Linked DNA regions of Homo sapiens: region 2 is linked to region 1. Evidence: read pairs that join two places in POLR2A ChIA-PET (ENCODE). Cell type or tissue: OCI-LY7. All regions are shown on one strand. Links, peaks and the distances in the headings refer to the core of each region. The heading gives the core; the rest is flanking DNA. Region 1 has its middle 51 kb from the start of SNHG20. Region 2 overlaps MGAT5B (alpha-1,6-mannosylglycoprotein 6-beta-N-acetylglucosaminyltransferase B).

The links. Peaks named below come from ENCODE experiments on the same cell type or tissue, not always from the same donor. Only the 100,000 strongest peaks of a DNase experiment are listed, where the experiment ranks them.
Region 2: POLR2A ChIA-PET joins it to region 1 with 5 read pairs; 7 of 35 experiments call an interaction of 5 or more read pairs at or near these places.

Annotation. Positions count from the first base shown.
Region 1 is chr17:77,034,901-77,040,270 of GRCh38, reverse strand. No RefSeq gene overlaps it. Among named protein-coding and RNA genes, the nearest start is that of SNHG20, 51 kb to the left of the region's middle. In OCI-LY7, for the core only: CTCF peaks have their summits at 3,098, 3,302 and 5,209; DNase peaks (open chromatin) are centred at 2,150 and 3,270; H3K4me3 peaks cover 1,995 bases; H3K27ac peaks cover 2,542 bases.
Region 2 is chr17:76,874,383-76,879,752 of GRCh38, reverse strand. The region is part of intron 2 of MGAT5B (alpha-1,6-mannosylglycoprotein 6-beta-N-acetylglucosaminyltransferase B); the gene reads right to left. Among named protein-coding and RNA genes, the nearest start is that of MGAT5B, 8.7 kb to the right of the region's middle. In OCI-LY7, for the core only: no CTCF peak of the experiment used is centred there; no DNase peak of the experiment used is centred there.

The sequences.
Region 1 (5,370 bases), core at 253-5,252:
CTCCCGGGTTCACGCCATTGTCCTGCCCCAGCCTCCTGAGTACCTGGGACTACAGGCACCCGCCACCACGCCCGGCTAATTTTTTGTATTTTTAGTAGAGATGGGGTTTCACCATGTTAGCCAGGATGGTCTCGATCTCCTGACCTTGTGATCCACCCACCTTGGCCTCCCAAAGTGCTGGGATTACAGGCGTGAGCCACTGCGCTTGGCCGTGTCCCTCTATTTGAACAGGTTTGAACCAGCCTGTGATCACAAGAAAGGGGAAGGCAGAAGGCACAGATCTGAGAAACGTTTTGGCAGTAATGGCAGGACATGGCCAATGCCGGATTTGGCAGATCAGGCCACATGAGCAGCCAGGTTAGGACACCGGGGCTTCAAGCTTTGGAACTGCAGGCTCCAAACCCCTCTGGAGACTTTGGTAGGAGATGTGGCTCTGCAGAGAAAGAGCAGGAACGTGCATTTCAGTGTGGACTTGCCCAGGCATTGCTGACATCCTTCTAGGGAGGCAAAGGTTGGAAGAGGAGCGCCTCACGGCAGGACCCTCTTCGGTTTATCCATTGATGGACCCACAAGGTCTCACACTCTGCCTGGTGACTCACAGGCATTCATGAAACGAGCGGTGGTTTGAGATCTCTCTGGGCATCTGAGTCTGGAATTCAGGGAGAACCCTGGCTGGGAGTCACCATTTGAGGGGTGTTTAGGTCCAGGTGGTCTCTGCAGCATGTGGGGACCAACTTCTCCGTAAGAGTCCTTTATAGACTGGTGATCATTACAGCCACCACAGCTAGGGGTTGTTTTTCTGTCTGAATCTTTTCTTCTCTACGTTGAAGAATTCCTGCCCCCTGACCCTCTGCAATCTGTTGCCTCCCACCTTCCCGGCCCCTCACCGCCTCCCCTTCCCACACCTTATGTTCTTCTTCACAGCAGGCTCTCCGCCCACCCATCTCTCAAGCCCTGCACTGTCTCCTGTCCCTGTGCCTTTACTCATGAGATTTTCTCAGCTCTGAAGCCCTTGCTCTCATTTTTGTCCTGATATGCTACTCACCCTTCAAGGCCAGCCTCCAATGCTGCCTGCTCTGTAACGCCTTCAGCACCTCCACCCATCCACGCGGCCTTCAGCACCTCCACCCATCCACGCGGCCTTCAGCACCTCCACCCATCCACGCGGCCTTCAGCACCTCCACCCATCCAAGCGGCCTTCAGCACCTCCAGCCATCCACGTGGCAGGGGGTGCTCCCTTCCCATCACGCTCACCTCGCCTGCACCTCCTGCCCTGCCAGGCTCCAAATCAAGATGCAATATTAAGGCTGGTCGTGGTGGCTCACACCTGTAACCCCAGCAATTTGGGAGGCCGAGGTGGGCGGATCACTTGAGGTCAGGAGATCGAGACCAGCCTGGCCAACATGGTGAAACCTCATCTCTACTAAAAATACAAAAAATTAGCCAGGCGTAGTGACAGGTGCCTGTAATCCCAGCTACTCAGGAGGCTAAGGCAGGAGAATCACTTGAACCTGGGAGGCAGAGGCTGCAGTGAGCTGAGATTGCTCCACTGCACTCCAGCCTGGGCGACGGAACGAGACCCCATCTCAAAAAAAAAAAAAATGCTATATTAAGTGTTGCTTTGGCCAGGTATGGTGGCTCATGCCTGCAATCCCCACACTTTGGGAAGCCAAGGCAGGAAGATGGCTCGAACCCAGGAGTTTGAGAGTAGCCTGGGCAAGATGGAGAAACCCTGTCTCTACAAAAAAATTAAAAATTAGCTGAGCATGGTGGCACATGCCTGTAATCCCAGCTACTTGGGAGGCTGAGGCAAGAGGATCCCTTGAGCTCAGGAGTTCAAGGCAGCAGTGAGCTACGACTGCACCTCTGCACTCCAGCCTGGGCTTCAAGGTGAGCTCTGTCTCTAAATAAAATAAAATAAAATCAACAAGTGCTGCTTTGATATCTTTGAGCCCCACAAAGCCCCGAATGGGCCTAGTAGCTGTGAGGCCTCCTGTTCTCACCAGGCACGCCCCCCCACCCAGCAGGAAAGGCTGCTTACCTGGTTCCCGCATCAGCTAGATTGGCTACGCCCCACGTGTCTTCAATCTAACGGTCTCACCTCCCTGCCAGCCAGTAGCATTATTCAAACAAGCCAATCAGAGGGCAGCTCACCCTTTTGTTACTACAAAGGCTGCCCCTCACAGCCCCTCTGGTTCACTCTGCGCTGGGGTGTACCCTCATGTGGTCCTGCATGGCCCACAGTGTCTTCCTCCTCCAGAAGTATCTGCTAGTAATAAGCTGGTGTCTCATCAGTCCAGTATTGGTGCCATGTGTCTGGCCACCTTCTACTGTGTAGTGTGGAGGATTCCCACAGGGTGAAGAGGAAGGGATCAGGGCATCTCCCTAGCTGCTCCAGTCAGACCTTGGCCTTGGTTAGGTGCATTTTTGCCCTGTCTCCTCTTTCCCTCAAGGTCAGGGATTGCGTGGCCCCATCCTGGCAGCCCCAGCACCTTGCTTGGCCCATGGAGGGGACTCGGGATCTGTCTTCTTAGTTGGTGACTTCTGCTCTCTCACCCCCACCCCCACCCCTAGCTGCTCCCAGCGTCCCTCCTCCAAGTTCCCCACATCTCTCTAAGACTCATTACGCCAAAGAAACGCTTGCAATTTGGAGCTATATTTTGCTTTCTAAGTCTTCATTGTGCACGTCTAGACTGAGTTGGGGGATTTTGGACAAACATTTATTAACCACCGTGAGTCCTTGCAAAGATTTCCTGCAGAATCAATACCCCGAGGCCATTTAAATATTGTCTGAAACCAAGCCAGTCCCCCGCTCATCTCCCTTGCTCGGCTCCAAATGATGTTTAATTTTTCTATAAATTAACTCGCACAATGTCACACCACATTACTGCACCTTGGAACATTCCTATTCCGATCTGCGAGCAGCTGACACGCCAGGCGATGGCACGATTTCCTCCAGGAACGTTTCTCTGTAATGTGACTGATTACAATATAGCTGGCTGCAGGAGAAGCCGCGGCGCTCCAGCCGGCTGAGGGTGAGCCAACACAACCCAGAGATAATGAATAATGGTTTGTGGCAAAACTGATAATGCGCCCACTATTATATTGACTGGGGCTGCGGCTTCAGTTAATCGTGCTAAATTGCTAGGCTGGAGCTGTGTTCCGCCGGGCTTGGCCGCTGCCTTCCTCTTTTGAAAATTTCCATTTGTCTGAAGTTGGGTTCTTGTCTTTTCCTCCTGCCCTTCTATTCAAATGAGCTGGCTATTTTTGCCGGCGGCCGCCTGTGGGAGTGAGAGTTTGAAAGGCATAAGAGCTTGGACTCCATCTGTCGGCCTGTGTGCACACCTTCCCATCTGAGTGCACACCACGCACCCGCACAGCACTGGGTGCTAGGAATGTGGACGGGCAGCTGTTGTGCACTCCCCACCTGCCCTAGAGGCTTGTTGTCCAGGGGAGAGATGGACATCGCACCAGTGATTCCAGCGCTGCCCGTTAAGGGCTCTGTGTCAGCTGAGGTCAGACCAGGAGTCGCTTTAAATCTTGCCTCCTGCGCTTTCCAGCCATGTGACTTTGAGCATCTCTCCTTGTCTGTAAAGAGATGATGCTCATGAGCCCATTGCAGAGTGTGATGGTGTTAGATGGATCCCATCATAGACCGCTGAGCTGTGCTTGGCACATAGTGAGTGTCTCCCAAATGGTTCTTATCCTGGTGGCAGAGGCCTGTGCAGATGGCTACAGGTTGCAGAGGACGGAGAGACTGGCTCCCTGGAAGGTGAGGTGATGCTGGAGTTGAGTGTTGTAGTGAGGAGAGGTGCAGAAGGGTGAGCCTGGGGGACGGCACAGAGGCCTGGCACGTCCAGAGAGGGCAGGGGAAGGCTGGGCCGGAGGGTTGGATGGTGTGTCTTGGGGAGAGGCAGCAGGTGCTTGCTGGCCTCTGATTTCAGCCGAGACAATGGGGACCCCAGGGACAGTCCTTGTTCACCTCCAAGTACTGCCCTGAACTGTCTCCACCTTCAGCCCACACTCAGGGCAGTCCCAAAATGCAGAGGGGCCAACGTCCCCTGGGACAACCCTGGAACACGGAGGCCTGGAGTCGCCGCATCCAGGCCCGTGTGTGTTGGGGTGGGAGGTGATGCTGAGGCACATCCCAAGCAGCTCCTAGCGAGTCCCCAGCAGTCTGAGCCTCAGGCTCCTAACACAACCTTTACTGGCTTGTCCTTCATTTCTGCTTCCTGGGGTCACCCTCAAATGAACGATCCCCATCCATGCCCTTGCTTCCAGCTAAGGGAGAAAGGTGCACACCTCGAGAGCCTCCTCCCACCGAGCTTGCCCTCCCTCAGCCAGATCCTGAGAAGAGGAAATTCAGGACCCAGCCCTTCTCTGTGACACCTACAGTGGCTGGTGTGGGGCGTGAGAAGCCCTGTTTAAGAGGGTCACTGGGCAAAAGAGTGAAGCCATTCCTGCCTACCTTTCCACTCCCATCCCCAAAGCAAAGCCTGGCTGGGAGGTGACAAGGCAATCCCAGGTGGCAGCGGCTGGGCGAGGGGCAGCAGTGGGAGTGGGGGAAGTCAGGGAAGGGGTGGTCCCACTCTGGGAAAATTCACACAGAGAGGAAGTAGATGTCTGCAGAAAGCCTTGGTACAGGAGAGGGGGTGACTGCTCGCAGAGGCACCCAGTCACATGGACCCGGGTTCAAATCCCACCTCCACTGCTTACGAGCTGTGTGGCCTTACTCAAGTCACTGCCTCCTCTGTGCCTGTTTGTAAAATGAGAGGTTAATAATGGCATCTTTCTCACCTGGGCACATGAGTTCAGAATGAGCTCAAGTCTGCAGTACCAAGATCAGGTCTCAGCACCAGGTAAATGTTCGAGACTCGTGAGCTGGTACTGCTGATAAAATGACGCCATGACTGTGGCATAAGGACCCCGGTGGGGGCTGGCTGAGCCCCTCTCAGCCTCTGCCGCCTCATCTCTGCACAGCACAGTGGGGCAGGAGGCCCTGGGCCAGGCCCCCACGTGGGGCCTCACCCACAGGAGCCCCTTTGAGTTCGGCAGGGGGCACAGGGCTTACCTCCAGTCTCTGAGACCTGCCCTGCAGAGTAATGGCTCGGAGTGAAGAACCAGCTGGTGAGCTGCAGACATTTTCCTGAGTCTTTGGGGACTGTTTATCACCGCCACAGCCCAGAGCAAACCACTTTTTATAGCCAGTTCTGAGGGAGGGTTTGCAAAGGGGGGCCCAGAGCCTCCTGATCCCAGGGCTGGGCCTGGAGGGGGCTGACTCCCCAGGGGTTACCCCCACTCCGAAGATCTCTATCCTGGGCTCCCTTTGGGGGCCTCTTCACCCTCTTCCCTGCCCCACACTCCCCATCC
Region 2 (5,370 bases), core at 250-5,249, 160 kb after region 1:
CAAGCCCATCATCCAAATTCAATACCGAGCTTGCAACCAGTGCTTGTAGCACAGAGTAGATGAAGAGATTTCCATCATTTCAGCTAAAAAAACTGGAGGACATCAGATGACCTGCCTGGCCACTGCTTTCTACAACTCCACAGGACACCACTGGTATTGTGGCCGCCTAAAGGGTGTCTGTCGTGGAGTCGTGCAGCGCACAGCCTGCGTGGCCTCACTGGGCAGCCCTGGTGGGCTGTCGCTCATAGCTCGGGCTGGAGTAGTCCCTTCCCCAAAGGACTGAGATGAAAAAAGGAATGTTTCATCCCATAAGGTGTCTCACAGCTGGGACACCATAGCGGTGCCGTGGCCAGAGCACTCAGGCCTGACTGACCACAGAGCCTGGTCAGCAGCTCGTTCCTGCAGACGCAGCACCCCAGTGGTGCTGAGCCCACAGCGTGGCTTTTGGGGTGACGCTGTGTTCCCTGGAGCGCCTTAGGCCTGGCACCCTGCCTGCTGCACTACTGGTCCCACTCTCCAAGCCCACCCCAAGCTTCCTCTGCCCCTGCCTATCGCCTGAGCCCCCTCCCAGAAACCTCACGGTCACAGCTCCCTACCCACACCCCACGCTCCCAGTCCCATTGAGCAGGCTGAAAAACAGATGATGGGCCAAAAACTATGAGGGCTGGCCTAGAGCTGCAGAGGCCCCTGAAAGTCAACAAAGTGGAGGCTGCAGCAGCAGCATGGTGGCATGGGCCCAGTCAAGGGGGATGGGGCAGAAGCCTGGACTCCAGGCCCGCTCTGCTGCGGACCAGACAGGTGAGCAGGTCACCGTCCTTCTCTTGGCCTCAATTTACCCTCATGTAAAATGAGGGGGCTGGGCTCATTGAGCTCTGAGTCTCTATCGCCCTGACTTCTGTTTCTGTGTCTTCCCCTAATTGCCTCCGGAGATTAGAGAAATGGGAAAAGAAAGAAACGCTCCTATAAAAACTGGCAGCAGGCCAGGTGCAGTGGCTCATGCCCATAATCTCAGCACTTGGGGAGGCCAAGGTGGATGGATTGGTTGAGCTCGGGAGTTCAAGACCAGCCTGGGCAACATGGCAAAACCCCTTTTCAATAAAAAATACAAAAATTAGCTGGGCATGGTGGCATGTGCCTGTAATCCCAGCTACTTTCAGGGCTGAGGTGGGAGGATTGCTGGAGCCCATGAGATTGAGGCTGCAGTGAGCCACGATTGCACCACTGCACTCCAGCCTGGGCAACAGAGCGAGACCCTCTCTCAAACAAACAAACAAAAACCCTGAGGACATACAGAGGCATGGGTCATTGCAGCCTGGGTTTCACGATGACCATGCCTGCGGAACCAGATGCCCCTTCTGTAGTTCTTCAAGCCCCACCCCATCAGACTGGACCAAGTCCCCCCGTGCCAGGGGCTCAGGAGCTGCTCCCATCTTCTGCAGATGGCATGGAACTCCAGAAACCCCTGAGACCTGGGGAGACAGCCCCTACCCCTTCCCAATGAGCCCTCGGGGTACCAGGCACATTTTGTGCTCTGGAAATGCCCAAAGACTAGGCAGGGGGTGGGTACCCAGGAGGGAAGCAGGTCAGGCCGACTCTCCCCCAGTGACCCACTCCCCTAAAAGCCACCACTGGCCCCGGGACTGTCAGCAGAGCAAGCTGACATCGCTTCCCCAGAGTCACTTCACCACTCTTGGCATCAGCTAAATTGAAATATATCTAATGTGAGGCCCCAGTGATACAACTCAGAACAGGCACACGTTCCCTCCATATTTCCATATAAATAAGGAAAGCTGGGACGCTGGGAGATACAAATAGATCCTCTCATTTACAGACGGGATGTGTTTATTACCCACCGAGGCCCCGTCTCCTCCCCAGACGCTCTTCGTCTCTCTCTGTCTCTCTCATCCTCCTTCGTCCCCCTTTTCTTGTCCCCATCCCCACCCTTTACCATTGGAAATTGAATGAGCCCCCATCTCTCCAGAAAGCAGAGACCTCCCTGGCACTGAGAAGGGAACTGTGACTGGGTGTTCGTGCAGCTGGAGAAATGCGCACATTTATCTCTCTGTACTCGCTCACCGCAGAAACCAGCTGAGGCCACGGGAGCTCTGGGCTCCGGGCAGCAGAGAAGACAAGGACAGGCCGTGGGAGGCCACACCAGGCTCTTCCTCAGACCTCCGGGCCCCGGTCCCCCATCCATCAAGCCTGAGAGAAGAGCCCCAGGGCCCCTTAGTACCAAGGGCCAGAGCCAGAGCCAGAGCCATCCACAGAGCCAGGTAGCCTTCCCCAGGTTCAATCCCTGGTGGAGGCCTGGGAGGTCTGGCAGGGCCCAGTAGACACATGCAGCTGTGCCATGGACCTTCAGCCTACAGACCCCTCCCAAAAGATAGCCTCCTACCACTACTTTTTTTTTTTTTTTTTTTTTTAAGCCGAGACAGAGTCTTGCTCTGTCACCCAGGCTGGAGTGCAGTGGCGCAATCTCAGTTCACTGCAACCTCCTCCTCCCTGGTTCAAGCAATTCTCCTGCCTCAGCCTCCCGAGGAGCTGAGATGACAGCACGTGCCACCACACCCTGCTAATTTTTGTATTTTTAGTAGAGATGGGGTTTCACCACGCTGGCCAGGCTGGTCTCGAACTCCTGACCTCAGGTGATCCACCTGCCTCAGCCTCCCAAAGTGTTGGGATTACAGGCGTGAGCCACCACACCCAGCCTCCTACCACTGCTTCTTCAAGACAAGTCAGAGGGCAGGAAACAGCCTCACAGCACTATCTGCAGCCACATGGGGAAGGAGGCCTAGGCGAGAAGGGCTGGAAGGGCAGGAAACAGGAGGAGGACCTGGGGTGGGAAGTGGGGCAGAGCTGCCTGGGAGGGGGCAATGCCGGAAAGCCCTCCCCAGAGCCCAGGCCCAGCCCAAATGCAGCAAGAGGGAAAGAAGTCAGATCTCCTCCGGGTCATGATTCCCCATGCAGCCTCCTCTCTTGAATCTTTAAGATGAGTGTGCAGAATACAGAATGAGATGTCAGTCACATTTCATCCCCAAAGTACGCAGTTTATCATGAAGTATAAACAGGCACAGAGGAGAATTTGGAGGCCCCACACATAGACCACAGTCCACAAGAGGCTGAATGACGCCCTCCTCTTCTTTTCGAGAAAAGCCTTCTCCTCCCTCTCCCTTCGCAGCCACAGTCCATGTGGGACCCCACTTCTGTCACCGGTTTGACAGGGGAGGAGAGATTGTTTTTCCCATTTGTACACAGATTGTTTTGTTGACCAATGCAATTTTTTTTTTTTTTTTCTAAATAGCAGGGCCTTAGAGGGTTTCCTTCTCCTGATTCTGCTCTGGGGTTGTCTAGACTCCGCAGATTTCTTTTGGGTAACAAAACGTGCATTATCCAACAATCCAACCTTGGCCCAGGACTTCCAAGATCCCTCCCCAGGCCTGATTCAGCCAAGCAATTTGCCAAGCACCTCCCCGTGAAGCCCTAATCCTTCCCTCAGGCATCTCCTAAGTGGAAATGCTGGTACCTCCTAGGTTTTCTGCAGGGCTGCCCCAGGCACTGCGTGGGGATGTAGTTTGAGGGGCTTCTCTTGCAGGATCAGGATGTTAAACCCACATTGCACACTGCTTTCCCGGCCTGAGTCCCTGCCTTGGGTCTGCCCAAGCAGATTAGCTTGATCCAAGGGTATGAAAGAAATCATGGAGGACAATGCGAGTCGGGATCTAAAGTGAATCAGGGTCAGCTCTCCTGGGTTCTCAGCGGCCCTTTTCTTGTCTGTCTCCTCCTTCTCCCGGACTTCAGTTCTGTATTCCAGGCACTCAGCTTCTGAGGCCTGGGAAATGTGAAAAGACTGGCTTGGATAAACTTGGTCTGAGAACTAATGTTACAACACGTAGAATCTCCACTCCTAGGTATACCCAACAGAAATGCCTACGTATGTTTACCAAAAGACGTGCACTGAAATATTCATAGCAGCACTGTTCGCAAAAGCCCAAAACTGGAAACGACCAAATGCCCACCAATGGTCGGATGGATAAAAATATGGTGGTGTACTCACACAATGGAAGGCTACACAGCAAAAAAAAAAAAAAAAAAAAAAAAAGTGCAAGTGACTACAACCGCATACAAGATAGTGAGTCTCACACATGTACTACTGAGAGAAAAGACACACACAAAAGACTACTCCTCTATTAGTTCATTCTCAACGTTGCTACTAAAGACATACCTGAGACTGGGTAATTTATAGATGAAAAAGGTTGAATTGACTCAGAGTCCAGCATGGCTGGGGAGGCCTCAGGAAACTTACAATCATGGTGGAAGGGGAAGCAAACATGTCCTTCTTCACATGGCAGCAGGAAGGGGAAGTACCGAGCAAAAGGGAAAAAGCCCCTTATAAAACCATCAGATCTTGTGGGAACTCACTGACCATCACAAGAACAGCACCAAGGTAAACCACCCCCATGAATCAATTACCTCCCACAGGGTCTATCCCACAAGAGGTGGAGATTATGGGAACTACGATTCAAGATGAGATTTGGGTGGGGATACAGCCAAACCATATCAACTCCTGAAACGATTCCATGCTCACAAAGTCCAAAAAACAGGCAGAACTCTTCTATGTGATCAGAAGTCAAGTCGTGACTATCCTTGGGTGAGTAATGACTGTGAAGTGGCATGGGGACACTTGGGGACTGATCACGTTCTGGTCCTTGCTCTGGGTTGTTAGTTGCATGGATTGTTCATTTGTGTATATGATACCCCATTAAAAAGTTTAAGACCACGTACACGCACACACACATGCACACACATGCACATGTACACACGAATGCACACACACCTCTAGTCCAATTGTATGACCTTGGGCAAGTGCTCTCCTATGTGGTTCCATCCATCTTTAGACCCAGACCTGCAGCTGGGGTTGGACCCCCACCCCCATACCCAGGCAAAACTGCATAGCACCGAGCACAGCAGGGCTCCTACACCCCTTGCACTCTGGGGCACTGAGTCTGATCCTGCCCAGATGGGGCAAGAGCCATGGGGTAGGTGAGTTACCTTGACTCTCTAACCCCCTTAGGGAGATAGGCATAAAAACCAGAGCCCGGCCAAAAACCCCTCCTCTCCCCCATCCCTAATTCCCACCTCTTAGACCCCTGACCTTTCTGGAGGTTCAACTTCCTCAAGGCCTCTGTAGCAGCCCACCCAGATAGGCACACCTCCTTTCCAGGGGTGGCAGCCAGGTAGTTTATGAATCTCTGTCTACACCCCATCTTCCCATGCACCACTTTTCCCACCAGCCCTTCCCCAAGCCACCCTTCCGGTTCACCTTCACGACTGCTCCCTCCCATCCCCACCCACCTCAATCCTCAGCCTCTC